2 separate regions of the Homo sapiens genome follow, and region 1 is linked to region 2. Evidence: read pairs that join two places in POLR2A ChIA-PET (ENCODE). Cell type or tissue: PC-9. All regions are shown on one strand. Each heading gives the region's core, and the rest is flanking DNA. Links, peaks and the distances in the headings are about the cores only. Region 1 has its middle 89 kb from the start of FRMPD3. Region 2 has its middle 11 kb from the start of PRPS1.

What was found. ChIA-PET counts read pairs that join two places held together with the same protein. Peaks named below come from ENCODE experiments on the same cell type or tissue, not always from the same donor. Only the 100,000 strongest peaks of a DNase experiment are listed, where the experiment ranks them.
Region 1: POLR2A ChIA-PET joins it to region 2 with 5 read pairs; 2 of 35 experiments call an interaction of 5 or more read pairs at or near these places.

Annotation. Positions count from the first base shown.
Region 1 is chrX:107,352,850-107,368,419 of GRCh38, forward strand. It overlaps the pseudogene DNAJA1P3. Among named protein-coding and RNA genes, the nearest start is that of FRMPD3, 89 kb to the right of the region's middle. RefSeq lists enhancers at 2,251-3,186, 11,693-12,321. In PC-9, for the core only: no CTCF peak of the experiment used is centred there; a DNase peak (open chromatin) is centred at 8,272; H3K27me3 peaks cover 261 bases.
Region 2 is chrX:107,609,457-107,625,026 of GRCh38, forward strand. No RefSeq gene overlaps it. Among named protein-coding and RNA genes, the nearest start is that of PRPS1, 11 kb to the right of the region's middle. In PC-9, for the core only: no CTCF peak of the experiment used is centred there; no DNase peak of the experiment used is centred there.

The DNA.
Region 1 (15,570 bases), core at 6,227-11,226, 250 kb before region 2:
CTTCTGCCGGTGAGCAGGCTGAGGCCAGTGTGTGAGGGAGCAGGAAGGAGCCCGGAGATGTGTGCAGCTTGGGCAGCTACCACTTCTCTGCCTCCTGCCTCTCACGGAGCATTCTGGAAAATTCCCGGATTTTTTTTTTTTTTTTTTGACAGAGTCTTCCTCTCTCGCACAGGCTGGAGTGCAGTGGAACAATCACAGCTCACTGCAGCCTCAACCTCCTGGGCTCAAGAGATCCTGCCACCTCAGCCCCACGAGTAGCTGGGATTACAGGCGCAGGCCACCACACCTGGCTACTTTTTAATTTTTTTTTTTGAGATGAGGTCTCCCTATGTTGCCCAGGCTGGTCTCAAACTTCTGAGCTCAAGAAACCCCTTTCTATTGTGATAGCTTGAATTTTTGCCAGGTCCTGGTTGGGGAAATCCTGAGAAAAGAGATATATTTCTCTCTTTAAATTATTGGAAGTGTGATGTGCTCTGCACGGTGATGGTTGGGATACTCCTTGTTTCTCAGGGTTCTTTTTGTCCTAATACTTTGCATCCCTTTGTTTGACATATATTTTTTTCCTAACCTCTTCACATCTCGACTTAGATGACTAATAGGCATCTCAAACTTAACAGATTCCACACAAAATTCATGATGTTCCCAGTCCCCTATCCTGTGCCTCTCCCATTCTTTCCCATCTCAATAGTTGTCACCCTGATTCACTTTGTTGCTCAGGCCAAAACACTTGGAGTCATCCTTGACCGTCTCTCATACTCCATGTCCAATTCACCAGCATAGTCTGTTAGCTTTAATTGGCTTTATCTTTAGAATACATACTGAATCCGTATACTTTTCACTGACTCCATTGCTCCCATCTTAGTTGACACCACCATCATCTCTCACATAAACTAATGCAGTAGTTTCTCAGCAGGGCGCAGTGGCTCACGCCTGTAATCCCAGCACTTTGGAAGGCCGAGGTGGGAGGATTGCTTGAGGCCAGGAATTTGAGAACAGCCCGGCCAACATGGCAAAACCCTGTCTCTACTAAAAATACAAAAATTAGCTGGGCATGGTAGCATGCGCCTGTGATCCCAGCTACTCAGGAGGCTGAGGCACAAGAATTGCTTGAACCTGGGAGGCAGAGGTTGCAGTGAGCTGAGATCGTGTCACTGCACTCCAGCATGGGTGACAGAGTGAGACTCTGTAAAAACAAACAAACAAACAAAAAACAATAACAAACAACAACACCAAAAAATATCTAATGTAGTAGTCTCCTCTGTGGTCTTCCTGCTTCCACTCTTATTCCCTATGGTCCATTCTCTACACAGAAGTCAGAGGGAGGCTTTTAAAAGGTAAACTGATCCTGTCAACCCCCAGATCAAAACATTCTAATGGCTTTCCATCACAATTAGAAAAAAATACAAAGTTCTGAGCCTAACCTTCAAGGCCTTCCACAATTTGGCCCTTGGCTACCTCTCTGGCCTAGTATCCCACCATTCTTCCTTTGCTCACCTCATTTTACTGGCATTTCTTGCTTTTTCAAACATGTCAAGCAGTTCCAGGCCTTTGCACTCTCTGTCTCTTTAGCCTATAATATTTTCTCCTCAAGTACACACGTGACTCATATCCTCACTTCATTCAGGTCTGTGCCCTCCAGAAGACCTTCCTAGACCATGCTGCCTAAAACAGCAACCCCACTCTATTACTTTCTATCTTATTTACCTGCTCTATTTTTTTTATAATGCTCATGAGATTATATTATACATTAATTATTTGTTTGCAATCTATTTCAAGCTTCATATAGACAAAAATGTTGCCTATTTTATTCATTTCTATATTCTTGGCTCCTAGAACAGTGTTTGGCACATCATAAGAACTCAACAAATATTTGTTAAATGAACAAATGATATGTGAATAGGGCTCAACATGGCAGCCTAAACTGTACTCTCCCAAAGATTCATATTCATCTTGTGTGTATCTGGAGGGTCTAGGAGGCAGGTCCACTAGGGAACTATTTGTTTAGGAGCCTAAGGGGCCTCTCAGGAAAGATACATACTAATGGAAGAAAGAATAGCCATATAAGGAGGGTCCTCCTAGACCTCAGGATTGAAAGAGAGAGAAAATTTTCAATATAGCTCTCATGTTGTAATTAATCAGGACATTTAAAAATAATTAGTAACAGAAACTGAATCCAACCCAGCTTTTGAAAAAAAAGGCACTATATTGGTGCAAAAGGCTAGGAAGGAGAGTGGAATGCTCAAAGGAACCAAGCCTAGGGATTCAACGTTGTCAGAACTGTGTCCGTATTTTATCTCTGCTTGCCTCTGCATCTCCTTTCCCATTTGTCTCACTCTCTTGATGTAGACTGGTCTTCTCCATATTGCAGGAAACACAGCTGCCGTCAGCTACAGCTTAGCAAAGAAAATTTCTACCTCCCAGAGTCCATTCATCTATCCCAGGGAACAATTCTGATTGGCTTTCCTTGGTAATGTGCCTATAATTTGGTCCAATCACTGTCACTAGGAGAATGGATACTCTGTGTTTGTCCAGGTCTACTTCACGTGCTTACCCTTAAGGTCAGGAGTAGAGTCTATCATGAACAGAAGGGGAGAGAGAAAGCCTGCTGGGAAGACCAAAAACAAACAAATAAAACAAAACAATACCTACCAGAGGACACTATCCTGCTTATCTTCTGATTCACCTCCCAGATCTCATACTAAGTCCTAAGCAGAGAGAGCTTTGTAAGAATAAGTACCAATTTAAAGGACTATTTCACTAAAATCTCTGTGGGGCATTGAGTACACAAAGCCACATCAGAAGCATTGGTTTTAGTAGTTTCAGTTGGGTAGGCGGCAGCTTGTGACAGCAGCAGCAGCAGCAGCCACCTCATTGTATGGATGGTTTTGTTATGGGCATTAGAAGAGGATTATCACCCCAGGGAGCTAGAAAAGGAACAGAGGAAATGCTGGAAGCCACTGGGGAGGCAAAGGGGTTTTGTTAATGAACCTTGGGACAGACCTCTGGGAGACTTGCAGAAATAGTTGGGTTGGTGGAAGACTTTGAAGAGGGGCCAATACAGGCAGGGGCAGAAACAGAGAAATTTCTATGCGAGATTATGTTGTGAACTCGATTTTATTTTCAGCCTGTTTCCCAGCTCACAAGGACATCCACCGGCCACAGAAGTGCAAGGAACAGGGACAGTAAATTACCCAGTGATGCCCGGTCCCCTAGACGGCTAGCACTGTGCTGAAGTCACAGAAAGCTATGAGACTCTGACTCTCTCGGGAAGCTGGAAAACAGGGCAGAAAGCAGATTGGTACCAGTTCTAGGTTCCACTGATACAGGCTGGCTGGCTATGATGTGGCTGCACCTAGCTGTTCTGATTCAGGAGACACTTTTCCCACTCTGATTTTCTCTCCACCTATTTCCCTCTTCCTGGCTTGAAGCCCAGCCAGAGACCAACACCACTATTAGAATGGGCTTCTCCTGACACTGCCTTCTGCCTGGCTTGGACCTCTGCAGCCTCACTCTTGCCTATCTTTTCAGACTCCAGACCTTGTCTGTGTCCTCCAGTTTGGCTTTACACCCTGGATTCAGACCTTGGTTTCCCCCTCATAACGCACTTTTACTAGCTCCCTGGTCATTCGTTCTAGCTTCCCTATTTGCCTGCTGGCCCAGCCTGCCTGTGAGTCCTGGCATGTGTTGTTTGGCAGCCACCCATGACCTAGCATTGACAGCACCATTCCACCTTACTCCTCTTGTCACTTGAATTGCTTTCTCTACCCACCCTTAGAATATAAAGATGCTGCTCACGTTGATACATAATGTCTTCATATTTCAGCAGCTTGTCTGGCTGAAGGAACCTTCATAACCTCCTCTGACAATCCATTCCACTGTCTAGTCACCATGATAGTCAAAGTTCTTCCTTCTGTCATACCATTTAGTAGAAGCCTGAGTGCTACTGAACAATAATCATTCTAAATGTCACCCACCCGGGAGAGATGAGAACAATGATCCTCAGAGTATGCACTGCTTGGGATGTGCCCAGAATGTAGAAACACCTGTTTGGAATGGAACCAGTGATCCCCTGAACATATGTCACTGATAGGCCCAGGGATCTATAAGAGTCACTCCCAGAGCTTATTGGAGTAAAGTGTGGAACCAGTGGGGTGACTCTGTGGTTCCTGGCTCTTGAGGAAGAAACTCTTAAACTGAAGGTAGAGAAAGGCAACCTCCTGTGGCTGGATGGAGGCAGTGAGATTGCCCAGTTCACGCAGTTTGTAAATGCCCAGTCTAGTGCCAGGCAAAACAAATTCCCATTTATTCATTTTTCCTTCTCTCCATCTTGACTGTCACTGTCCCCCTGCCCAAATCCAGGCCACCCAACTCTTCCTGCTTAGATTACTGCAATAGCTCCTAACTGATTTCTGTGACATCACTCTTGCTCCCTTCTATTCTATTTTCCCCACAGCAGTGAGGAAAGATCACAGAGTAATCTTTTACAAATGTAAATTAGATCATGTCACTCTCCTGCTTAAAACCCTTCAAAAGCTCTTCATTCCACTTAGAATAAAATCCAAACTCCTTACCATGGCTTATAAGGTTCTACAGGATCTGGCCTCTGCCCACCTCTTAGACCTTTCTGGTCTACCTTGCTTTCTATGCTCCTGACACATTGAATTTATTTCATTCCCTCCTACATGCTGATCTCTTCCTTTTCTGGAGTGTCTTTCTTTACACGTGTGGTTTCCTCTGCCTGGAATACCCTTTCCTAGGCTTTTCTCAAGGCTGGATCCTTCTCAGTTTTTAGTTCTCAGCTAAAATGTCACCTCCTTTAGAGAGGCTTTCCCTGCCCACACTTGCTAAAGAAGTTCTCTCCAATCTTGTTTAATTCCTTCTTTGGCACTAGTCACAATTACAATTGGTTGATATGTCTATTATTCATTCAATTTTGATCTTCTTTACAAGAAAGTAAGTTCCAAGACGTCAATGTCATGCTATCCCCAGCCCTATCACAGTACTTGGCACATAATAGGCATTTAATAAATATATGCTGAACTAATGTTTTTAATAGTAAGTACTGAATATATATTTCTTGAGTGAATGGGTAAAAAGTAGAAGGGATCCCATAGACATAACAAAGAAAATAAAGGAATATTCTCAACAACTCTATGCCCACAAATTTGATAACTTAGGTGAGATGGACCAGTTTCTTAAAAGACACATCTACATTTTTCCTTACACAGGGAAAAACAGGTAATCTGAGTAGGTCTACATCTGTTAAAGAAACAGAATCAATAAGTAATAACTTTCCAAAACAGAAAGCACTAGAACCCGATGGGCTCACTGGCAAATTCTACCAAATACTTTAGGATGAAATCATACCAATTCTCAACAATCTATTCTGGAAAACAGAAGCAGAAGAAACTTCCTAATTCATTCTATGAGGCCAGCATTACCCTAATATTAAATCCATACAAAGACATTACAAGAAAGGAAAACTACAGACCAACATTTCTCATGAATATAGATGCAAAAATTCTCAATAAAATATTAGCATATCCAATCCAACAATGTATAAAAACAATAAGCTATGAGCAAGTGGGATTTATTCCAGGTATACAAGGCTGGTTTAATATTCAAGAATCAATTAGTGTAATCTATCACATCAACAAGCAAAAGAAGAAAAATTATATGATCATATTAATAAATGCAGAAAAAGGATTTGACAAAATCCAATGACCATTCATGATAAAGACACCCAGAAAACTAGGAATAGAGGGGAAATTACTCAACTTGCTAAAGGACATCTACAAAAACAGGGAAGAAGTGAAGAAGGAGAGGGAGGGAGGACTGGAAGACTGGAGGGACAGAGGGAGAGAAGGAAGGAGGGAAGGAGTGAGGAAGGAAGGAAGAAGGGAGAGAGGGGAGGGAGGGAAGACAAAAAGAAGGAAGGAAGGAAGGAAGGAAAGTAAGGAGAACAATTAATGAAGAAGCAGAAGTCATTTTACAGCTGACTTTGGTGGAGTAGATACATTCCATTAAAGTGTGGCATAATTGAATGTCTCTGGATTCATAGACCCTTTTATCCCATTGGAAAAGAGATGGCTAGCACATTCACACTGCAGTTTTAGTGACTGATACTATGTGTTCGCCCCATCAGAGCTATTTATAATTACCTAGGGATTCTTGGAGTCATGTGTTAGGAAGAAATCAGACTTGTGTGAGAATTCCAGGCACTAGTGAGTGCTGGGGCCAGTGGGGAAAATTTCCCCCAGGCTGTGTGTTCAATCTCGTCTTCTAAGCCACAGGAAACTGAGGAACAATAGAAAGAGGAAAATGGACAAGCTCCAATTCAAGAGTTTCTATTTTTGTGCTTAATTGGTATATTTCTGAAAGATGGCTTAGGAGGGAGATAAGCTGTGTGGGCCAGATAGGAGAGAATAAGACCTAGTTCTAGTCTCACAGCCCTCACATAGTTGGCATTATTTTCAGCCAGAGTCATGGTTGTAGGCTGAGGCAATGGCAGAGGTTAGATGGGAAAGTGTCCTTAGTCCCTCATTATTTCCATTGGCTTTTCCCTCCCCACTCTTTAACATGCACAAATGAAGTTTTAATGTTAAGCATAAACAAAAGCAGCTTTAGAAAACATCATGCTGAGTAAAAACCTTTGCTTGCTTTGCCAACACAGCCTCAAAGCAAAATCCCTACTTCCTCCCCCTTCAACCAAAGGGTTCCCCACAAACCCCAGGGTTCCCCACAAACCCCATTTATATAGACATTATGAAGCTGTCACAGGCAGGAAAGAGCCAACTTCATTGACTCCAAGGGAAGAAAGTTGTCCCTAGAGTGGCTTGTGAGGGTGGGAGGGGGGAGAGGGGAGAGGGAGGGTAGTGGTAATTGCCCTACTCCCTAGTGGACTTGGTGTGGTTCATTCTTTACTCAGCAGAAACTATAGTCTGAATTTCCCTCATTATTAAATTTTACACAGCAGGGACCTCTCCTGTGCCCCAAGATGTCCAGGATCTTCTCAGAGCAACCTGTGAAAAGTGCTGGCAAGATCTCAGTTCTTCCCCGAAAGCAAAGTGTGACTGAAACCAAGGCTCACTGTGTGCTGAGTTACTTGCAAGGGTTGCAGACCCAGATTTGTTCCAACGCCGGTGGTGTGGAATCTGGAATCAATTTTTTTTTATTTTTAAATTTTATTTATTTATTTATTATTTATTTTTGAGACGGAGTCTCGTTCTGTTACCCAGGCTGGAGTGCAGTGACACGATCTTAGCTCACTGCAACCTCCACCTCCCAGATACAAGTGATTCTTGTGCCTCAGCCTCCCTAGTAGCTGGGATTACAGGTGTGCATCATTATGCTCGGCTAATTTTTATATTTTTAGTAGAGACAGGATTTCACCATGTTGGCCTGGCTGGTCTCAAACTCTTGACCTCAGGTGATCCACCCGCCTTGATCTCCCAAAGTGCTGGGATTACAAGCGTGAGCCACTGTGCCCAGCCAATATTTTTTTTAAAGTGTGGTTAAAGGAGTAGCATCCTCAACAACACTTGGAATGCTTGTTAAAAACCCAAATTCCTGAATTCTACCCCAGACCTAGTGAGTCTGAGTGGGAGTGGTGGTGAGGGACCAGGAATCTGCATATAAAACAAGCTCCCCACGTGATTCTGATGTCCAGTCAAGTTTGAGGAACACTCTGGGAGTGGAGGATAAACTGTGTGCTTTTAAGGGCCCTGAGGACAGGGATCCAAACTGGTCAGGCTGAGGCCATCAACTCTAAGGCTAGGCCTGTCTATAGCAGTCAGAGGGTTGCTTAATGCCCTAAAACAACTGAATTGTCCTTTATTTCTAAAACTTGCCCTTTTTTGACTGTCAGGAGATGAAATATTCCCCCCTCTGAGTTTGATCAGGTACTATACCACCTCTGCCAACAGTTGGCACTCTATCTGCACACCCTACCCAGTTCAGACTGGGTTTTGTTTTGTTTTTCTCTCTCTCTCTCTCCAAGCAAAATCTTGGTGCACCTCCCAACTGGTCAGGGTCCCTTCTCCTGCAGAGGCCCCCTCCTGCTGTATGTCAGTAGGAGGCCCAATTCTGGAACTTGCTCTGTGGGACTGCACTGGGGAGAATTTGTTGTAAAGCTCCTGCAGGGGCTGATCCCTCCCCACCCTTGCCATCCAGACCCCAGGGGAGGGCATGTCAGTGTTAGAAGACATAGTCCTAGTTTCTCTCAGATTTTGAAGTCTGTAAAGTGGTGTGGACTCCCTCAGGCTATAAGACAAGTTTATAAATATAAGATGTTATCTCACTGTTAAACAGTACTACAATTGGGTTTTATTTGAACAAATGAATCAGCTTTCTTCACGCTACTGGAAGTTCTCAAACGAGGTGCCAAACTTCATTTTTAGTGCCTGTTGAATAAACAGCACACTCAGCTGCCTTTCTCCTAGCAGAAACTTTCAGCTTTGCAATTCCAGTCACCTCTCAATTCTGGTGGACCCTAGGTAGCCAAAAGCAGTCAGCCTCCTTTTTCTACCTGACAGAGTGACAGCTCTGGCCCAGGGATTTCATTTCCAGTTCATAGGCCCACAGGCAGCTTCAGGTTGGCATAGTCCTAAGTCATTCTGATAGAAACATCAGAGCATAACAGATGCTTCCTGGATTAGCTTCACAGTTTCTTTAACCCACCACTCTTTTCTGTAATCGTCAGGACTACCATGTAGGGTCGGGCAGGTTGGTCAATGCATGACATCCAGCTGAGGAAATGAGGGTAATTCTAATGTGTAATTTTAATGTGTTGGTCAGCTGTTTCCCTGATGAAGGGGTCTCTAGGTGTGTCTCATAAGAGGACCAGGCTGCCTTTGATAGCTCAACCTCCATGGCAAGATAATGTGGTGGAGGGGAAGTAGAGACCCACTCTGACGTAAAATACCTGTGCAACCCGAGTAGTCCTCTCATTCACATCTCCAGGCCTCCACTTCCTCATCTGGAAATGGGGGAGTTGGAGTAGCTGATTTTTGAGGAGTGCTCCTGAGATGCACAACTCCAGGGGGCACCATTTACATTGTCCCTGAATGAACGTGAGGTGTAAACTGCCTCCATGGCCCCAATTAGATGATGGCAGAGCTAATTGTTCCCCCTTTTGATGTGTCTAAGCCAAATGCTGTCCTTCTCTTCAGGGTCTCTCTCACATCTGAGGCCAGTTGGCCCAGCTCTCCATCTTCTTGGTACACAGTACTCATCCCTTCCACACCTTCATTTTATATCCATTGTGCTATACATAAACTCTTAATATTCTCACTTATTTATTTTCCTTATTAGACTGATTTCTTCCAAGAGAGCCTCCGCTAGAATATAGAATAGGCTTTTTTTTTTTTTTTTTTTTTTTTGACAGAGTCTCACTCTGTCGCCCAGGCCGGAGAGCAGTGGCACAATCTCAACTCACTGCAACCTTCATCTCCCAGGCTCAAGTGATTCTCATGCCTCAGCCTCCTGAGTAGCTGGGATTATAAGCGTGCACCACCACACCCGACTAATGTTTTTGTATTTTCAGTAGAGATGGGGTTTTGCCGTGTTGCCAGGCTAATCTTGAACTCCTGGCCTCAAGTGATCCATCTATGTTGGCCTCCCAAAGTATTGGGATTACAGGCCTGAGCCACTGCGCCTGGCCAGGCTCCTTTTACTACCCATCTTTGCATGTTAGCCCCACTGCCCGTCCACCAAGTCCCCCACACCTGGAGTCAATGTGGCTTCTTTAGCCAATTAGAGGCTTTTAAGTGTGTTTGGTCCCCGCTTCCCTCTCTTAAAATTTAACTTTGAAGAAAAAGGTTGGGGTGGGGGTTACCTGGGAGACCACTAGAAATCACCCATTTCCCATCTAGTCTCCCCTTCGGCTCTAAGAGGTCCTGTATTGATACCCCCTCACTACAGAGGTAGAGGGGTGGAGGGGAAGAGATTAGCTGATATCTAATATCTCTTCTGTTTCTGGCTTCCCATGAAAACATCCTCGTTGCCCTTAGTAACCAGCGATGCATAAATTTATGAAAGCATCTAACCCTTTTAAAAAGGTATTTATACATACTTTCAGCTTATACTAACTCTTGAGGATAATGAATTCCATACATTATTTGTTTCCTGTTGCATAAAATCACATTGATTTGTGTTTCCCTAAACATACCTCTTTCAAAACCTCAAGTGAGCTCTGAAAGAGTCTCCGAGATTTAGTGACCACATCTACACTCACTATCTCTATAGGCCTTCCCCAGCTCTAATCTCCCTGCATACAGAGATCTGGGGCAGACGTTCTTTGTATAAGAGGAGGAATAGGTCTTCCTGAAGAAATTCAATATTTGGTTGACTGCCTTGACCACAGTGCTAAGTGGCTTAACTGGCTTTTAAAAAAATCCTCAAAAAAAAAAAATCCTCTATGGAAGATTGCTTATTTCAACCTTTTGCAGTCATCCCTCCCCAATTTCTTCCCTCTTAGCTAGTGTTGAAGTGGGTTTTGAAAAGGAGGAAATATACCCCAAACAATTTAAACAGCCCTCATAGATCTTGAAGATCCTTTCAATATCTATATTTCTTCCTTCCAAGATCTATAGTTTCTCCTATATCTTGAAAGGTTCTTTGGCTGCATTCCAAGAACACTCAATTCTTAGGGAGGTGGTGTTTTCACCTGAGAACCTAGAGAAGCATGTAGCCTAGGGGATAATGACAAGATCATCCACTGTGTTAGTCCATTTTGCATTGCTGTAAAGGAATATCTGAGACTGGGTAATTTATAAAGAAAAGAGGTAGATTTGGCTTACGGTTCTGCAGGCTGTACAAGCATGGTGCTAGCATCTTTTCAGCTTCTGTTGGGCCTCAGGAAGCTTTTACTCATGGCAGAAGGTGAAAGGGAGCCAGAATGTCACCTGGTGAGAGGGGGAGCAAGAGAGAGAAAAGCGAGGAGGTGCCAGGCTCTCTTAAACAACCAGATCTGGTGTGAGCTAATAGAGTGAGTATTCACTCACTACTGCTAGGACAGCACCAAGCCATTCATGAGGGATTTGCCCCCATGACACTAACACCTCCCACTAGGCTCCCCTCCAACATTGGAAGTCACATTTCAACATGAGATTTGGACGGAAAAATACTACCAAACCATATTATCCACCATCCAGAAAAGATTCCTCATTAGAACATGTGCAGTTGGGGGCCGGGCACAGTGGCTCACACCTGTAATCCCAGTACTTTGGGAGGCTGAGGCAAGCAGATCACTTGAGGTCAGGAGTTCGAGACCAGCCTGGCCAATATGGGGAAGCACTGTCTCTACTAAAAATACAAAAATTAGCCAGGAATGGTGGCATACTCCTGTAATCCCAGCTACTTGGGAGGCTGAGGCAGGAGAATTGCTTGAACCCAGGAGGTGGAAGTTGCAGTGAGCCAAGATTGTGCCACTGCGTTCCAGCCTGGGCAAAAGAGCAAAACTCCATCTCAAAAAAAAAAAAAATAGGAGAGGAGGAGCCAAGATGGCCGAATAGGAACAGCTCCGGTCTACAGCTCCCAGCGTGAGCGACGCAGAAGACGGGTGATTTCTGCATTTCCATCTGAGGTACCGGGTTCATCTCACTAGGGAGTGCCAGACAGTGGGCGCAGGTCAGTGGGTGCGCGCACCATGTGCGAGCCGAAGCAGGGCGAGGCATTGCCTCACTCGGGAAGCGCAAGGGGTCAGGGAGTTCCCTTTCCGAGTCAAAGAAAGGGGTGACGGACGCACCTGGAAAATCGGGTCACTCCCACCCGAATACTGTGCTTTTCCGACCGGCTTAAAAAACGGCGTACCACGAGATTATATCCAGCACCTGGCTCGGAGGGTCCTACGCCCACGGCATCTCGCTGATTGCTAGCACAGCAGTCTGAGATCAAACTGCAAGGTGGCAGCCAGGCTGGGGGAGGGGCGCCCGCCATTGCCCAGGCTTGATTAGGTAAACAAAGCAGCCGGGAAGCTCCAACTGGGTGGAGCCCACCACAGCTCAAGGAGGCCTGCCTGCCTCTGTAGGCTCCACCTCTGGGGGCAGGGCACAGACAAACAAAAAGACAGCAGTAACCTCTGCAGACTTAAATGTCCCTGTCTGACAGCTTTGAAGAGAGCAGTGGTTCTCCCAGCACGCAGCTGGAGATCTGAGAACAGGCAGACTGCCTCCTCAAGTGGGTCCCTGACCCCTGACCCCCGAGCAGCCTAACTGGGAGGCACACCCCCCAGCAGGGGCACACTGACACCTCACACGGCAGGGTATTCCAACAGACCTGCAGCTGAGGGTCCTGTCTGTTAGAAGGAAAACTAACAAACAGAAAGGACATCCACACCAAAAACCCATCTGTACATCACCATCATCAAAGACCAAAAGTAGATAAAACCACAAAGATGGGGAAAAAACAGAACAGAAAAACTGGAAACTCTAAAACGCAGAGCGCCTCTCCTCCTCCAAAGGAACACAGTTCCTCACCAGCAACGGAACAAAGCTGGATGGAGAATGACTTTGACGAGCTGAGAGAGGAAGGCTTCAGACGATCAAATTACTCTGAGCTACGGGAGGACATTCAAACCAAAGGCAAAGAAGTTGAAAACTTTGAAAAAAATTTAGAAGAATGTATAACTAGAATAACCAATACAGAGAAGTGCTTAAAGGAGCTGATGGAGCTGAAAACCAAGGCTCGAGAACTACGTGAAGAATGCAGAAGCCTCAGGAGCCGATGCGATCAACTGGAAGAAAGGGTATCAGCAATGGAAGATGAAATGAATGAAATGAAGCGAGAAGGGAAGTTTAAAGAAAAAAGAATAAAAAGAAATGAGCAAAGCCTCCAAGAAATATGGGACTATGTGAAAAGACCAAATCTACGTCTGATTGGTGTACCTGAAAGTGATGGGGAGAATGCAACCAAGTTGGAAAACACTCTGCAGGATATTATCCAGGAGAACTTCCCCAATCTAGCAAGGCAGGCCAACGTTCAGATTCAGGAAATACAGAGAACGCCACAAAGATACTCCTCGAGAAGAGCAACTCCAAGACACATAATTGTCAGATTCACCAAAGTTGAAATGAAGGAAAAAATGTTAAGGGCAGCCAGAGAGAAAGGTCGGGTTACCCTCAAAGGGAAGCCCATCAGACTAACAGCGGATCTCTCGGCAGAAACCCTACAAGCCAGAAGAGAGTGGGGGCCAATATTCAACATTCTTAAAGAAAAGAATTTTCAACCCAGAATTTCATATCCAGCCAAACTAAGCTTCATAAGTGAAGGAGAAATAAAATCCTTTACAGACAAGCAAATGCTGAGAGATTTTGTCACCACCAGGCCTGCCCTACAAGAGCTCCTGAAGGAAGCGCTAAACATGGAAAGGAACAACCAGTACCAGCCACCGCAAAATCATGCCAAAATGTAAAGACCATCAAGACTAGGAAGAAACTGCATCAACTAACGAGCAAAATAACCAGCTAACATCATAATGACAGGATCAAATTCACACATAACAATATTAACTTTAAATGTAAATGGACTAAATGCTCCAATTAAAAGACACAGACTGGCAAATTGGATAAAGAGTCAAGACCCATCAGTGTGCTGTATTCAGGAAACCCATCTCACGTGCAGAGACACACATAGGCTCAAAATAAAAGGATGGAGGAAGATCTACCAAGCAAATGGAAAACAAAAAAAGGCAGGGGTTGCAATCCTAGTCTCTGATAAAACAGACTTTAAACCAACAAAGATCAAAAGAGACAAAGAAGGCCATTACATGATGGTAAAGGGATCAATTCAACAAGAAGAGCTAACTATCCTAAATATATATGCACCCAATACAGGAGCACCCAGATTCATAAAGCAAGTCCTGAGTGACCTACAAAGAGACTTAGACTCCCACACATTAATAATGGGAGACTTTAACACCCCACTGTCAACATTAGACAGATCAACGAGACAGAAAGTCAACAAGGATACCCAGGAATTGAACTCAGCTCTGCACCAAGCAGACCTAATAGACATCTACAGAACTCTCCACCCCAAATCAACAGAATATACATTTTTTTCAGCACCACACCACACCTATTCCAAAACTGACCACATACTTGGAAGTAAAGCTCTCCTCAGCAAATGTAAAAGAACAGAGATTATAACAAACTATCTCACAGACCACAGTGCAATGAAACTAGAACTCAGGATTAAGAATCTCACTCAAAACCGCTCAACTACATGGAAACTGAACAACCTGCTCCTGAATGACTACTGGGTACATAACGAAATGAAGGCAGAAATAAAGATGTTCTTTGAAACCAATAAGAACAAAGTCACAACATACCAGAATCTCTGGGACACATTCAAAGCAGTGTGTAGAGGGAAATTTATAGCTCTAAATGCCCACAAGAGAAAGCAGGAAAGATCCAAAATTGACACCCTAACATCACAATTAAAAGAACTAGAAAAGCAAGAGCAAACACATTCAAAAGCTAGCAGAAGGCAAGAAATAACTAAGATCAGAGCAGAACTGAAGGAAATAGAGACACAAAAAACCCTTCAAAAAATTAATGAATCCAGGAGCTGGTTTTTTGAAAGGATCAACAAAATAGACCGCTAGCAAGACTAATAAAGAAAAAAAGAGAGAAGAATCAAATAGACACAATAAAAAATGATAAAGGGGATATCACCACCGATCCCACAGAAATACAAACTACCATCAGAGAATACTATAAACATCTCTACGCAAATAAACTAGAAAACATAGAAGAAATGGATACATTCCTCGACACATACACTCTCCCAAGACTAAACCAGGAAGAAGTTGAATCTCTGAATAGACCAATAACAGGAGCTGAAATTGTGGCAATAATCAAGAGTTTACCAACCAAAAAGAGTCCAGGACCAGATGGATTCACAGCCGAATTCTACCAGAGGTACAAGGAGGAACTAGTACCATTCCTTCTGAAACTATTCCAATCAATAGAAAAAGAGGGAATCCTCCCTAACTCATTTTATGAGGCCAGCATCATTCTGATACCAAAGCCAGGCAGAGACACAACCAAAAAAGAGAATTTTAGACCAATATCCTTGATGAACACTGATGCAAAAATCCTCAATAAAATACTGGCAAAACGAATCCAGCAGCACATCAAAAAGCTTATCCATCATGATCAAGTGGGCTTCATCCCTGGGATGCAAGGCTGGTTCAATATACGCAAATCAATAAATGTAATCCAGCATATAAACAGAGCCAAAGACAAAAACCACATGATTATCTCAATAGATGCAGAAAAAGCCTTTGACAAAATTCAACAACTCTTCATGCTAAAAACTCTCAGTAAATTAGGTATTGATGGGACGTATTTCAAAATAATAAGAGCTATCTATGACAAACCCACAGCCGATATAATACTGAATGGGCAAAAACTGGAGGCATTCCCTTTGAAAACTGGCACAAGACAGGGATGCCCTCTCTCACCACTCCTATTCAACATAGTGTTGGAAGTTCTGGCGAGGGCAATTAGGCAAGAGAAGGAAATAAAGGGTATTCAATTAGGAAAAGAGGAAGTCAAATTGTCCCTGTTT
Region 2 (15,570 bases), core at 456-5,455:
TAGAGACGGGGCTTCTCCATGTTGGTCAGGCTGGTCTCCCGACCTCAGGTGATCTGCCCACCTCGGCCTCCCAAAGTCCTGGGATTACCGACGTGAGCCACCATGCCCGGCCCACATTAAATATTTTTATCTAAAAGCATCATGTGAGGAATGCAAACATGAATGCCTTTTAAAGATACATATCATTTCAAAGACACTTGAGTCTTATGTCTGATACTTTTGGTGACATTCCCATAGCCATCTACCCAGCATCCAAGTTCACTCTCTTCGACTAATAGACATGCTTGGATGGAAGTATTGACACACTTGGGGCCCATCAGATGAGCCAGCTGGTTGCATAAGCCTTAAGGGGAGGATAGCTGGGACCCGTCTATTTCCGTGGATCTGGGCACAGGGTGGGGGTCAAGTGCTTGTTCAGGGATATGAGACCTGGAATGGCCAGGTAGGGTGGCTCATGCCTGTTTTCCCAACACTTTGGGAGGTAAGGCAGGAGGATCGCTTGAGCCTAGGAGTTGGAGACCTGAGCAACATAGCAAGACCCCATCTCTTTAAAGAAAATTAGCCAGACATGGTAGCACACGCCTGTTGTCCTAGCTACTCAAGAGACTCAGGTGGGAGGATCCTTTGAGCCCAGGAAGTCACACTGCCACTGCACTCCAGCCTAGGCGATAGAGCAAGATCCTGTATCTAAAAAAAAGAGAAAGACCTGAAGTGACAGGGTGTCAGAAAGGGACCCCAAGAGGAGATGGGGCAGCATTATCAAAGGCTCCCTCCCCTTCCCTGCCCCTGCCCCCCAACTGTTGCCTATTACACACTTTAGCAGCAGGTCAGCCCCAAGCCCAGACTGAGGGGAACCAGCCGGAGATTTCTGCATCTGCAATGAGCAAGCAAAGCAGGGAAGCTGTGTGGGCTAGGCTGAGCAGCTCACCCTAGAATCAGGGCTCACTTCTATTTTTCAGCCCAGCCACTGACTTGCCATATGATGGGGTATACGTCATTTTACCTCTTTGGGCCTCTCCTCTAAAACGAAGATGACTGAGTCTTCAGCCTCCCTCTATGGCTGTGAGGATTAATGAGGTGGTGCTGAAAACGCAGCTGTAAAAATCCTGAGTCTTAGCTGTACAACTTAACAAGTACAAATAGAACTGCCCCATTTGCAGCTGGTCCACAGAAACTAATTAAGCTTGCACCAAAGGCCTGGAACTAGAAACTTGGCCAGCAGAGCTTTGGGGGACTGTTTTCTCCAAATATCCATTGCTCCCAGGCAAAGCCATTTTCAGTTAGTTTCCCTCAAAAAGGACCTGCAAGACCTCTTTTTCCCTGGGCCTTTTTTTCGAAATTGCTAAGCCAGCTCACTTCCTCAATGGAGAATCCCTGTCCTCAGTGGACACAGTCTGGTGAACACGAAGCTCATCTTGGCCTTTGGCCAATACCCCTCACATGTTTCTCTGACATCTTCCTGCTCTTCCTCCATCCTCATCCTCCTTGCTAAAAGCAGCTGTAATAAAGGGAGCTTGAATTTCTAATTTTTCCTCAACATTTAGGCTTAATAGGAAAGGGTTTTGGTTTTGGTTTTGGTTTTTTTTTTTTTTTTTTAAAGAGAATATTCATTCCAGGCACGGTGGCTCACACCTGTAATCCCAGCACTTTGGCAGGCCAAGGCCGATGGATCATCTGAGGTCAGGAGTTCGAGAGCAGCCTGGACAACATGGCAAAACCCTGTCTCTACTAAAAAGACAAAAATTAGCTGGGCATGGTGGTGCATGCCTGTAATTCCAGCTACTCAGGAGGCTGAGGCAGGAGAATCGCCAGAACCTGGGCAGCAGAGGTTGCAGTGAGCCGAGATCGTGCCACTGCACTCCAGCCTGGGTGACAAAGTGAGATTCTGTCTCAAAAAACAAAAACAAAAAAACAACAACAACAAAAACCCACCTTTTTCTCTTCCTCTCCCCAAGCAAAAACTGGTAGCATGGACATGTTACATGTTGTACATTAGATCTCCAGACTTCATCCTACATCCTACATCCTACATATTTGCTACTTTGTATCTTTTGAACTACATCTCCCCATTTTCTCTGCCAGGGCAACGTAATGAACTTCAGCCATCTGATTAACTGAACAAAGCACTTTGTGCTGGGCATAAGGGCTTCCTACAATGTCAGATATACTCATATCCAATGCAGAATGCAATGAATCTGATTTTTTTTTTTTGAGATGGAGTCTGGCTCTGTTGCCCAGGCTGGAGTGCAGTGGCACGATCTCAGCTCACTGCAACCTCCCCCTCCCGGGTGCAAGTGATTCTCCTGCCTCAGTCTTCCAAGTAGCGGGGACTACAGGTATGCACCACCACACCCAGCTAATTTTTGTATTAAAAAATGAAAAAAATTTTTGAGACGGAGTTTCGCTCTTTTCACCCAGGCTGGAGTGCAGTTCTTTCTCTTAATGGCACGATCTCTGCTCGCTGCAAACTCCACCTCCTGGGTTCAAGCAATTCTCCTGCCTTAGCCTCCCAAGTAGCTGGGATTATAGGAGCCCACCACCACACACAGCTAACTTTTGTATTTTTAGTAGAGACGGGATTTCACCATGTTGGCCAGGCTGGTCTCGAACCCCTAACTTCAGGTGATCTGCCTGCCTCAGCCTCCCAAAGTGCTGGGATTACAGGCGTGAACCACCATGCCCGGTCATGATTTTTTTTTTTTTTTTGGAAGCTAAATTTATTTTTATTTTTATTTTTTTTTTAATTTTTTTTTTATTATACTCTTAAGTTTTAGGGTACATGTGCACATTGTGCAGGTTAGTTACATATGTATACATGTGCCATGCTGGTGCGCTGCACCTACTAACGTGTCATCTAGCATTAGGTATATCTCCCAATGCTATCCTTCCCCCCTCCCCCGACCCCACCACAGTCCCCAGAGTGTGATATTCCCCTTCCTGTGTCCATGTGATCTCATTGTTCAATTCCCACCTATGAGTGAGAATATGCGGTGTTTGGTTTTTTGTTCTTGCGATAGTTTACTGAGAATGATGGTTTCCAATTTCATCCATGTCCCTACAAAGGACATGAACTCATCATTTTTTATGGCTGCATAGTATTCCATGGTGTATATGTGCCACATTTTCTTAATCCAGTCTATCATTGTTGGACATTTGGGTTGGTTCCAAGTCTTTGCTATTGTGAATAGTGCCGCAATAAACATACGTGTGCATGTGTCTTTATAGCAGCATGATTTATAGCCCTTTGGGTATATACCCAGTAATGGGATGGCTGGGTCAAATGGTATTTCTAGTTCTAGATCCCTGAGGAATCGCCACACTGACTTCCACAATGGTTGAACTAGTTTACAGTCCCACCAACAGTGTAAAAGTGTTCCTATTTCTCCACATCCTCTCCAGCACCTGTTGTTTCCTGACTTTTTAATGATTGCCATTCTAACTGGTGTGAGATGATATCTCATAGTGGTTTTGATTTGCATTTCTCTGATGGCCAGTGATGATGAGCATTTCTTCATGTGTTTTTTGGCTGCATAAATGTCTTCTTTTGAGAAGTGTCTGTTCATGTCCTTCGCCCACTTTTTGATGGGGTTGTTTGTTTTTTTCTTGTAAATTTGTTTGAGTTCATTGTAGATTCTGGATATTAGCCCTTTGTCAGATGAGTAGGTTGCGAAAATTTTCTCCCATGTTGTAGGTTGCCTGTTCACTCTGATGGTAGTTTCTTTTACTGTGCAGAAGCTCTTTAGTTTAATTAGATCCCATTTGTCAATTTTGGCTTTTGTTGCCATTGCTTTTGGTGTTTTGGACATGAAGTCCTTGCCCACGCCTATGTCCTGAATGGTAATGCCTAGGTTTTCTTCTAGGGTTTTTATGGTTTTAGGTCTAACGTTTAAATCTTTAATCCATCTTGAATTGATTTTTGTATAAGGTGTAAGGAAGGGATCCAGTTTCAGCTTTCTACATATGGCTAGCCAGTTTTCCCAGCACCATTTATTAAATAGGGAATCCTTTCCCCATTGCTTGTTTTTCTCAGGTTTGTCAAAGATCAGATAGTTGTAGATATGCGGCATTATTTCTGAGGGCTCTGTTCTGTTCCATTGATCTATATCTCTGTTTTGGTACCAGTACCATGCTGTTTTGGTTACTGTAGCCTTGTAGTATAGTTTGAAGTCAGGTAGTGTGATGCCTCCAGCTTTGTTCTTTTGGCTTAGGATTGACTTGGCGATGCGGGCTCTTTTTTGGTTCCATATGAACTTTAAAGTAGTTTTTTCCAATTCTGTGAAGAAAGTCATTGGTAGCTTGATGGGGATGGCATTGAATCTGTAAATTACCTTGGGCAGTATGGCCATTTTCACGATATTGATTCTTCCTACCCATGAGCATGGAATGTTCTTAAATTGATATGCATCCTGTGTTACCTTGGTAATGTGGCTTCAGAAATCCCTTCTCTCAATTATGTGATTATGACAGTGGGGAGTGCCCAAGCCACTGAGGTAACATCTGTTCTCTCTGCCTTCTCTAGAGCCCTACTCACTCAATCCCTCGGCCTGCTCCCTTATAAACTAAGGATCCCAACTGCCCCTCCCTGATTCACTCATATAAATTTGAGAATAAATCTGCATTATGGGCAAGCCGTTTGCAGTTTCTTGGAAGTAAATGCAATTCCTGCTTCTTAGTTTGACTTATAGACAAAAAAGCCGATATGGCCTTGGTCACCAAGGACAGAATTGGTAGTAAAGCAAGGCAGCAAAGACAAGCATCCCTGCCCCTTCCTAACCTGGCGCAGCAGGAATGTACAATGCCTCCAGGGACCTGAAAAGACTCAAGGAACTAAGAAGAAACTGGACAGATTTTCTCCTGCTGAACAATGAAAGAGACTTTTATTTGATTTGCAGTTCCTGCGGCCCTGAGCCCATATTAGCTTGGCTCTGTAACAAAGCTGCAAGCGAAAGCCCTACACCATGAGCCAGAAGACTTTGATTCGACTTGCAGCTCTTCCAAAAACTAGCTGTGTGACCTTGGGCATTCACTTCCCCTCTCTGGCTATCAATTTCTTACTATATAAAATGAATGGGTTGAACTAAAGGGTCTATTAGCTTTTAAAAAGCACCTTTTCTCATCATACTTTCACTTAAGCATTTTTAAACAAAGGCAAGTACTTCCAGCATCACCAACATTCCCCCAAGTCAGTAATTAAACTGGGAGAACTCCCCAGTTCATAAAACTTAAGCACCAGAACAAACTACAAAGCTCACTTGGCCCTGCTGTTTTTATCTAATCACCTGTCAAGAAGGACTGAAACCTCCCATATTTTAAATCCCTACATGATTCTAGCTCCCTGTCATACTGTCCTTGTACAATAACACCTACATTCACAAGAAACCAACTCGAGGGAACCCTTGAAGAGTGAGACACATCTAAAGGTTTCAGCCAAATCCTATCTAAGGTAAAACAAGCCAGCTTCACTTTATGAGATAAATAAATCTTCCAGAACAGGACTCATTTTAAGATAGACTTATATTAATAAAACTATGATTTACATGTATAAGTCCTCTGCTCTTTCAGAGGACTCCTACGTTGAAGTCTTTGGAGAAACCATTAATAGTCACCTCCTGGCAGGGCATGGTGGCTCACGCCTGTAATCCCAGCACTTTGGGAGGCTGAAGCAGGCTGATCACTTGAGGTCAGGAGTTCGAGATCAGCCTGGCCAACCCCGTTACCCCTGGTGAAACCCTGTCTCTACTAAAACAAAAATACAAAAAGTACCCAGGTGTGGTGGCACGTGCCTGTAGTCCCAGCTACTCAGGAGGCTGATGCATGAGAATTGCTTGAACCTGGGAGGCAGAGGTTTCAGTGAGCTGAGATTGTGCCACTGCACTCCAGCCTGGGCGACAGAGCCAGACTCTGTCTCAAATAAATAAATAAATATATATATATAAAGTCACCTCCTGAGATATCTGTCAGTGTCAATCCAGATTTTCAATTCAAATCCTTAAGTGTTTAAAATGCATCTTCTCTGAGGCCGATCTATGCTAGAGACTGTAAGAGCTATATAGCCTCTTCCCTCAGACAGCCTGCACTCTTGCTGAAGACTCAGAATGTAAGATTGGGAGTCTGTCAGGAGATCGAGACCATCCTGGCTAACACAGTGAAACCCCGTCTCTACTAAAAATACAAAAAATTAGCTGGGTGTGGTGGCACGTGCCTGTAGTCTCACCTACTCGGGAGGCTGAGGCAGGAGAATCGCTTGAACCCAGGAGGCGGAGGTTGCAGTGAGCCGAGATCCCGCCATTGCACTCCAGCCTGGGTGACAGAGCATGACTTCGTCTCAAAAAAAAAAAAAAAAGATTGGGAGTCTGTGCCCCAATAGAAGGGCCAACTCCTGAGAGGCGGTGAGGTCGGCATGGGCTGCAGCGTGGGCAGTCTCTGTATCTGTGATAGACTTTGTGGTGGCCTTTGAAAGCTCACCACTTGGCATTGAATTGGGGGTTGGCTGACAAGGCCAAGGAGGGAATATGAACAATGAGAGCAGGTCACACTAGCTTCGAGAGGGAAAAACTGGAGCAGACATAGGAGATAGAAAAGAGAAAATACCCTGAAAGAAATGCTAATACCCAGGAGTGGGCCAGGTTGCTTGAAGATGAAAAGGAAGCCCAGCTAGTCAAATCTTCCACTGGGCTGCAAGAAGCCCACTGTGCTAGGGATCAAAGTGGCAGGCTCAGAAAAGGATGATTTGGTCCTGCAGGGAGGAGAGGAGGGGGCTTCTTTCTCTCTGTCTGCTGTTAAAGTTAGTGCTCGACAAGTCTGTTTGTAAAGCTTCTTGGAGGTAAGGGCCACATTTTATTCATTTCTGTAATCTGGAAGCTGAGCACTGTACAGTACTTTGTCCACAGTTGCTGCCCAAGAAATGCCTGCAGAAGGCCGGGCGCGGTGGCTCACTCCTATAATCCCAGCACTTTGGGAGGCCGAGGCGGGCAGATCATGAGGTCAGGAGATCAAGACTATCCTGGCTAACATGGTGAAACCCCGTCTCTACTAAAAATACAAAAAAATTAGCCAGGCGTGGTGGCGGGCGCCTGTAGTCCCAGCTGCTTGGGAGGCTGAGGCAGGAGAGTGGCGTGAACCCGGGAGGCAGAGCTTGTAGTGAGCCGAGATCGCGCCACTGCACTCCGGCCTGGGTGACAGAGCGAGACTCCCTCTCAAAAAAAAAAAAAGAAAAGAAAGAAATACCTGCAGAATGCTGGGTGCGGTGGCTCATAACTGTAATCCTAACACTTTGGGGGGCTGAGGTGGGTGGATCACTTGAGGCCAGGAGTTCGAGACCAGCCTGGGCAACATGGTGAGACCCCCGTCTCTACAAAAAAATACAAAAAATTTTACCTGGGTGTGGTGGTGCACGTGTGTAGTCCCAGCCACTTGGGAGGCTGAGGTGGGAGGATTGCTTGCGCCCAGGAGACGGAGGTTGCAGTGAGCTGAGATGGCGCCCCTGCACTCCAGCCTGGGCAACAGAGTGAGACCTTGTCAAATAAATAAATAAATAAAAATTATCATGCCCCAGCAAAAAAAAAAAAAAAAAAAAAAAAAAAAAAAAAATGTAAATAAACAGCAACAAAAAGAAATGCCTGCAGAAGAAATGACTGACTGGAACAAGTGGATGAATTTAGACTCTCCTATAATGCCTGGGATCTCAAAGGGAGGTACAGCCAGCCAGACCGAAACACCCCATGGGGTGGGGAGAGGGTGGGAGCCCTTCCACTGAGAAGGGTGTTTACATAATTTTCCCAGAGGCCTTGAGCTTTGGAGTTAGTTGGAAATATGAAATATGGGCAAGAGGGCATCCCTCAGCATTTTCTAGAATTATCAATGCTCTTCCCTTCCCTTTCCTTCTAGGTCTTAGATCAGAGCTCCCCTCATCTGGACTGCACTCAGCACTCTCAAACTGGCATTCAAAGCCCTCCACAATCTGGTTTTATATCAGTCAGGGTCAACTAGAGAAAGAGAACCAGGCTGGGCACAGTGGCTCACACCTGTAATCCCAGCACTTTGGGAGGCCGAGGTGGGTGGATCACCTGAGGTCAGGAGTTCGAGACCAGCCTGACCTACAAGATGAAGCCCTGTCTCTACCAAAAATACAAAATTAGCCGGGCGTGGTGGCACACGCCTGTAATCCCAGCTACTTGGGAGGCTGAAGCAGGAGAATCGCTTGAAACCGGGAGGCAGAGGTTGCAGTCAGCCGAGAACGTGCCATTGCACTCCAGCCTGGGCAACAAGAGCGAGCGAAAATCCATCTCAAAAAAAAAAAAAAAAGAGAGAGAGAGAAGGAGAACCAGTATGAGACATATATTAAGAAATTTATTGTAAGGATTTGGCTTACATCATTGTGGGGGCTGGCTAGGCTGGTCTGAAATCCGTGGGGCAGGCCATCAGGAAGGGCAGGCTGGAATTCTGGGCAGTAGCTGAAGCTGCACTCCACACGTGAAATTTATTTTTCCTTACAGAAACCTCAGTTCCACTCTTAAGGCTTTTCAACTGATTGGATCAGGCTCACCCAGACTAACTAGGAAAATCTCCTGTACTTAAAGTCGACCCATTATGAATGCTAATCACATTTACAAAATACCTTTACAGCAACACCTAGACCAGTGTTTGATTCAATAACTGGGACCACAGCCTACTCAAGTTGACACATAAAATTCACCATCAGCTGGGTGCAACAGCACATGACTGTAGTCCCAGTTACTTGGGAGGTCGAAGCAGGAGGATCACTTGAGCCCAGGAGTTCGAGACCAGCCTGGGCAACATAGTAAGCCCCTGTCTTAAAAAAAAAAAACTGACCATCACAGGCTTCTAGCTGTCTTTCTTGCCTGAGCTCTCAACACACCCTTCCTTGCTTCACCCCACACATACATTCACCTGCCCATGGCCTTTGTTAAAGCTCTTCTCCCTGCTCTGTATCCTCAGGTTAATATCTTTGGTCTTACCTCACCCATTTTCTGCAAGACTCTTCCCAGATTCTTTCAATATGATCATGTTTCTCATGCCCCCATTATTAACCTTATTTCTGTAAGTATCTGTCTTGCCTGCTTCACTCAAGGGAAAAGATAGTGTAGTGTTAATTCTCTGTAGGCGCACCCTCCAGAGGCCCTGGTATATAGGTACTCAGCATATTTCTTTTGAATGACAGTATATCAAATTTACAGAACTCACCATGATTTACATGTAACTCAGCCAGTTTTTAAAAACCTCTTACGAACTTAATGTCTACCTGACACATACATTGTTCTTATTCTGATGGTCTAATTTGTCCATGTTCATCCATCCCTAAAGGTTTGAGGAGTTTTTTTTCTTTTTCGTTCTTTCTTTTTTTTTTTTTGAGACAGAATCTCGCTCTGTGGCCCAGGCTGGAGTGCAGTGGCGCAATCTCAGCTCACTGCAAGCTCCACCTCCCAGGTTCACGCCATTCTCCTGCCTCAGCCTCCCAAGTAGCCAGGACTACAGGTGCCCGCCACCACGCCCGGCTAATCTTTTGTATTTTTAGTAGAGATGGGGTTTCACCGTGTTAGCCAGGATGGTCTCGATCTCCTGACCTCGTGATCCGCCTGCCTTGGCCTCCCAAAGTGCTGGGATTACAGGCGTGAGCCACCGTGCCCGGCCGTCTTTTCTTTTTCTTTCTTTCTTTTTTTCTTTCTTTTTTTTTGAGACGGAGTTTAGCTCTTGTTGCCTAGGCTGGAGTGCAGTGGCACAATCTCAGCTCACTACAACCTCCACCTCCTGGGTTCAAGGAATTCTACTGCCTCAGCCTCCCAAGTAGCTGAGATTACAGGCATGCACCACCACACCCGGCTAATTCTGGTTTTTTTTTTTTTTTTTTTTTTTTTTTTAGTAGAGACGGGGTTTCACCATGTTGGCAAGGCTGGTCTCGAACTCCTAACCTTAGGTGATCCACCTGCCTCGGCCTCCCAAAGTGCCAGGATTACAGGCATGAGCCACCATGCCTGGCTGAGGACATTTTTTTTTCCTAAAGTATTTTAATTCAAATCTCCTCAAAGAGATTTAAATTAAATCTCTTGCCCGGCGAGGTGGCTCATGTCTGTAATCCCAGCACTTTGGGAGGCTGAGGCGGGTGGATCACTTGAGGTCAGGAGTTTGAGACCAGCCTGACCAACATGGCGAAACCCTGTCTCTACTAAAACTACAAAAAATTAGCCGGGCATGGTGATGGGTGCCTGTAATTTCAGCTACTCAGGAGACTGAGACAGGAGAATCGCTTGAACCTGGGAGGTGGACTGAGGTTGCAGTGAGCCGAGATTGCACCACTACACTCCAGCCTGGGTGACAAGAGCCAGACTCTGTCTCAACTAACTAACTAACTAAATAAATAAATAAAAATAAAAAATTAAATCTCTCAAAGAGTAATTCCTTGCCCACATACCCTGATTGTGCTTATCTTTCTAGAGAGAAATAAGGAGCAAAGATAACATTCTTTCCACACACGTTTACATTCTACAGTTAGCAAATCAGATTACAGCACTTAGTTTTTGCCGTAATGGAATGTTTAGTTCCCAACCCGCCCCACTGCCCAGACAGAGTCTTGCTCTGTCACGCAGGCTGGAGTGCAGTGATGCAATCTCAGCTCACTGGAACCTCTGCCTCCTGGATTCAAGCAATTTTTCTCCTCGGCCTCCCAAGTAGCTAGGATTACAGGTGCATGCCACCATGCCCGGCTGTTGGCCAGGCTGCTCTTGAACTTATGACCTTGTGATCCGCCCACCTTGGCCTCCCAAAGTGCTGGCAGTACAGGAGTGAGCCACTGCATCCAGCCTGTGTTTAGTTTTAAACTAATGAGTCCAAGCTTCTATGATAATTTACAGGCATACCTTGGAGATATTGTGGGCTCAGTTCCAAACCACCACAGTAAATCAAACATTGCAATAAAGCAAATCACATGAATTTTTTTGATTTCCCAGTGCATATAGAAATTACGTTTACACTATACTGTAGTCTGTTAAGTCTGCAATAGCGTTATGTCTAAAATAACAAGTACGTGCCTATATTAGGCTGTTTTTTTGCATTACTATAAAGAAATACCCGAGTCTCGGTAATTTATAAAGAAAAAGAGATTTAATTGGCTCACAGCTCTGCAGGCTTTATAGGAAGTGTGGTGCTGGCATCTGCTCCTGGTGAGGACCTCAGGAAGCTTCCAATCATGGCAGAAGGTGACAGGGAGCCAGCATGTCACATGGCAAGAGCAGAAGCAAGGGAACAAAGGGGAAAAGTGCCACACTCTAAAACAACCAGATCTCCCATGAACTCAGAATAAAGAACTCAATCACTATTGCAAGTACAGCACTAAGCCATTCACGAGGGATCTACCCCAGTGACCCAAACATCTCTCACCAGAACAATTTCCAACTGGGGATTACATTTTAACATGTGATTTTGAGGAAACACATATCCAAACCATATCAATACCTGAATTAAAAAATACTTTATGGTAGGCTGGGCATGGTGGCTCATGCCTGTAATCCTAGCATTTTGGGAAGCCAAGGTGGGCAGATCACTTAAGGCCAGGAATTTGAGACCAGCCTGGTCAACATGGCAAAACCCTGTCTCTACTAAAAATACAAAAATGAGCCGATAGTGGTGGTGCGCACCTGTAATCCCAGCCACCCAAGTGGCTAAGGCATGACAATCGCTTGAACCCGGGAGGCGGAAGTTGCAGTGAGCCAAGATCATGCCACTGCACTCCAGCCTGGGTGACAGAGTGAGACTCTGTCTCAAAAAAAAAAAAAAAAAAAAAGCCAAAACCAAAAACAAACAAACAAAAAAATTTTATTGCTAAAAAATGCTAATGATCATCTAAGCCTTTAGCAAGTAGTAATCTTTTTGCTGGTGGAGGATCTTGCCTCAACACTGAGGGCTGCTGACTGATTAGGTGGCAGCTGCTAAAGGGTGGGTTGGCTATAAAAATTTTCTAAAAAATACAACAATTAAATTTGCCACATTGATTGACTTCCTTTCACAAAAGATTTATCTGTAGCATAAAATGCTGTTTGATAACATTTTAGCCACAGCAGAACTTCTTTCTTTTTTTTTTTTTTTTTTTTTGAGACGGAATATCGCTGTGTCGCCCAGGCTGGAGTGCAGTGGCCCAATCTTAGCTCACTGCGACTTCCACCTCCTGGGTTCATGCCATTCTCCTGCCTCAGCCTCCTGAGTAGCTGGGACTACAGGCATCCACCACCATGCCCGGCTAATTTTTTGTATTTTTAGTAGAGACGGGGTTTCACCGTGTTAGCCAGGATGGTCTCGATCTCCTGACCTCATGATCTGCCCGCCTCGGCCTCCCAAAGTGCTGGGATTACAGGCGTGAGCCACGGCGCCCGGCCGAACTTCTTTCAAAGTTGGACGCAATCCTCTTAAACCCTGCCACTGTTTATATAATGTTCTAAATCTTTTGTTGTCATTTCAACAATGCCTACAGCATCTTCACCAGAAGTAGATTCCACTTCAAGAAACCACTTTGTTTGCTCATCCATAAGCAAAGGAAAAAAAAAGAGAGAGAGAGAGATGACTGCTCATCCATTCAAATTTTATCATGGGATTGCAGCAATTTAGTCACATCTTCAGTTTCCACTTCTAATTCTAGTTCTCTTGCTATTTCCACCACATCTGCAGTTACTTCCTCCACTAAAGTCTTGAACTCCTTAAAGTCATCTGGGAGAGCTGGAATCAACTTCCTCCAAGCTCCTGTTAATATTTTGGCCTCCTCCCATGAATCATGAATGTTAATGGTATCTAAAATTGTGAATCTGGTGTGCCTATATGAACTGAAACTTTCTATGGGGTTAATCCAGCAGCAGCATGTACCCTGGAAAAAGGAGGAGGTGACAACAGGAAAAAACTCATAACATGGAAGGCTTATGAATATTTTTATCCAGTTGCCATGTGGGGAAGCCCAAGCTAGTCATGTAGAGAGAGAGACAGAGAGGTCCCAGCCTCCCAGCCAACCCTACTAAGACCCTAGATTTGTGAATGAAGCTATCCTGGATATTCCAGCCCCAGCCACCATCTGATTATGACCAACACCAGCTACACAATTTGTGGAGCCCAGTGCAAAATAGAAATGAAAAATCCATTGTTCAAAAGTTATTTAGAATTTTAAGATGGCAATAGCAGAGCATTAAACTAACTGCAAGGTCCCTCTGAGTGTGGGACTCTCTGCAGCTACACAGCTTGCATGCCTGTGAAGCTGACCCTGACTGCAACCTTATAGGATATCCCAACTGACACCACATGAAGCATAAAAACATTTCAGCTGAGCCCTGCCCAAATTCCTGACTGCAGAATTGTGAATAAATAAAATAGTTGTTGTTTTCAATCACAAAAATAACTGAAATAAAATGGTGAATCCTTTCCAGAAGATTTGCAATTTACTTAGCTCAGATCCATCAGAGGAATCACTATCTATGGCAGCCTTACAAAATATATTTCTTAAAAAATAAGATTTGAAAGTCAAAATGACTCCTTGATCCATGAGCTTCAGAATGGTTGTTGTGTTGGCAGGCATGAAAACAATTTTAATCTCCTTGTACATCTCCATCAGAGCTCTCGGGTGACCAGGTGCATTGACAATGAGCAGTAATATTTTGAAAGGAATCTCTCTTGTTTTTAGCTGTAGGTCTCAACAATGGGCTTAAAATATTCAGTAAACCATGCTATAAACAGATGTACTATCATCCAGGCTTTGTTGTTCCATTTATAGAGCACAGGCAGAGTAGAATTTAGCCTAATTATTTAGGGCCTTAGAATTTTCAGAATGATACATGAGCATTGGCTGATGCAGTCAATGGCTGCATTAGCCTCTAACAAGAGAGTCAATCTGTCCTTTGGAGCTTTGAAGCCAGGTATTGACCTCTCTAGTTGTAAAAGTCTTAGCTGACATTTTCTTCCAATAGAACGCTTTTACCATCTACATTGAAAATCTGTTGTTTAGTATAACCATCTTTATCAATAATCTTAGCTAGATCTTCTGGGTAACTTGCTGCAGCTTCTACATCAGCACTTGCTGCTTCACCTTGCACGTTTATGTTACGGAGATGGCTTCTTTTCTTTCTTTTTCTTTCTTTCTTTCTTTCTTTCTTCCTTCCTTCCTTCCTTCCTTCCTTCCTTCCTTCCTTCTTTCTTTCTTTCTTTTTTTTTGAGACAGAGTCTCGCTCTATCGCCCAGGCTGGAGTGCAGTGGCGTGATCTCCGCTCACTGCAAGCTCCGCCTCCCGGGTTCACGCCATTCTCCTGCCTCAGCCTCCCGAGTAGCTGGGACTACAGGCACCCGCCACCACGCCCGGCTAATTTTTTGTATTTTTAGTAGAGACGGGGTTTCACCGTGTTAGCCAGGATGGTCTCAATCTCCTGACCTCGTGATCCGCCCACCTTGGCCTCCCAAAGTGCTGGGATTACAGGCGAGATGGCTTCTTTTCTTAAACCTCATAAACCAACCTCTGCTAACTTCATACTTTTCTTCTGCAGCTTCTTCACATCTCTCAGCCTTCATATAAATGAAGGGAGTTAGGGCCTTGCTCTGGATTAGGCTTTGGCTTAAGAGAATTTTGTAGCTGGGTTGATCTATTCAGACCACTCAAACTTTCTCCATATTGTCAATAGAGCTGTTTTGCTTTCTTATCATTCATGTGTTCACTGGAGTAGCACTATTCATTTCCTTCAAGAACTTTTCCTTTGCATTCACAACTTGGTTAACTGGCACAAGAGACCTAGCTTTCAGCCTATCTCAGCTTTTGACACGTCTTCCTCACTCAGCTTAATCATTTTTAGCTTTTGATTTAAAGTAAGAGATGTGCAACACTTCCTTTCACTTGAACTCTTAGAGGACATAGCAGGGCTATTAATTGGCCTAATTTCAATAGTGTTGTCCCTCAGAGAATAAGGAGGCATGAGCAGAGACAGGGAAATGGAGGAATGGCTGGTCAGTGGAACAGTCAGAACACAGAAGACACACAACATTTATCATTTAAGTTCCCTGTCTTATATAGGCATGGTTCATGGCACCCCAAAATGATCACAATAGTAGCATCAAAGACCACTGATCATAGATCACCATAACAGATATAAAATAATAATAATAAAGCTTGAAATATTGCAAGAATTACCAAAATGTGACAAAGAATCACAAAATGAACACATGCTCTTGGAAAAATAGCATCAATAGACTTGCTCAATAGAGGGTTGCCATAAACCTTCAAGTTGTAAAAAATGCAGTATCTGCAAAGCACAATAAAGCAAAGTGTGATAAAATGAGGAATACTTGTGGCTGGAGAGAGGATCTATAGTGGTCATAAAATTCTCAAAGGGGTCCATAATCTCTAAAAGGACCCCTTTTAATTTAATCTGAGATTTTAATTTAATTAATTTAATTTTAATTTAATCTGAGATTAGTGAATCTCAGATTCACAATGTCTTTATCATTCCTCTTCTTAAACCCTACAGCTACTGGCATAGTTAATGACATTACTAACTTGCTCTCCCAATCTGGTTTGCCTGCCTCCAATCTCTTCTC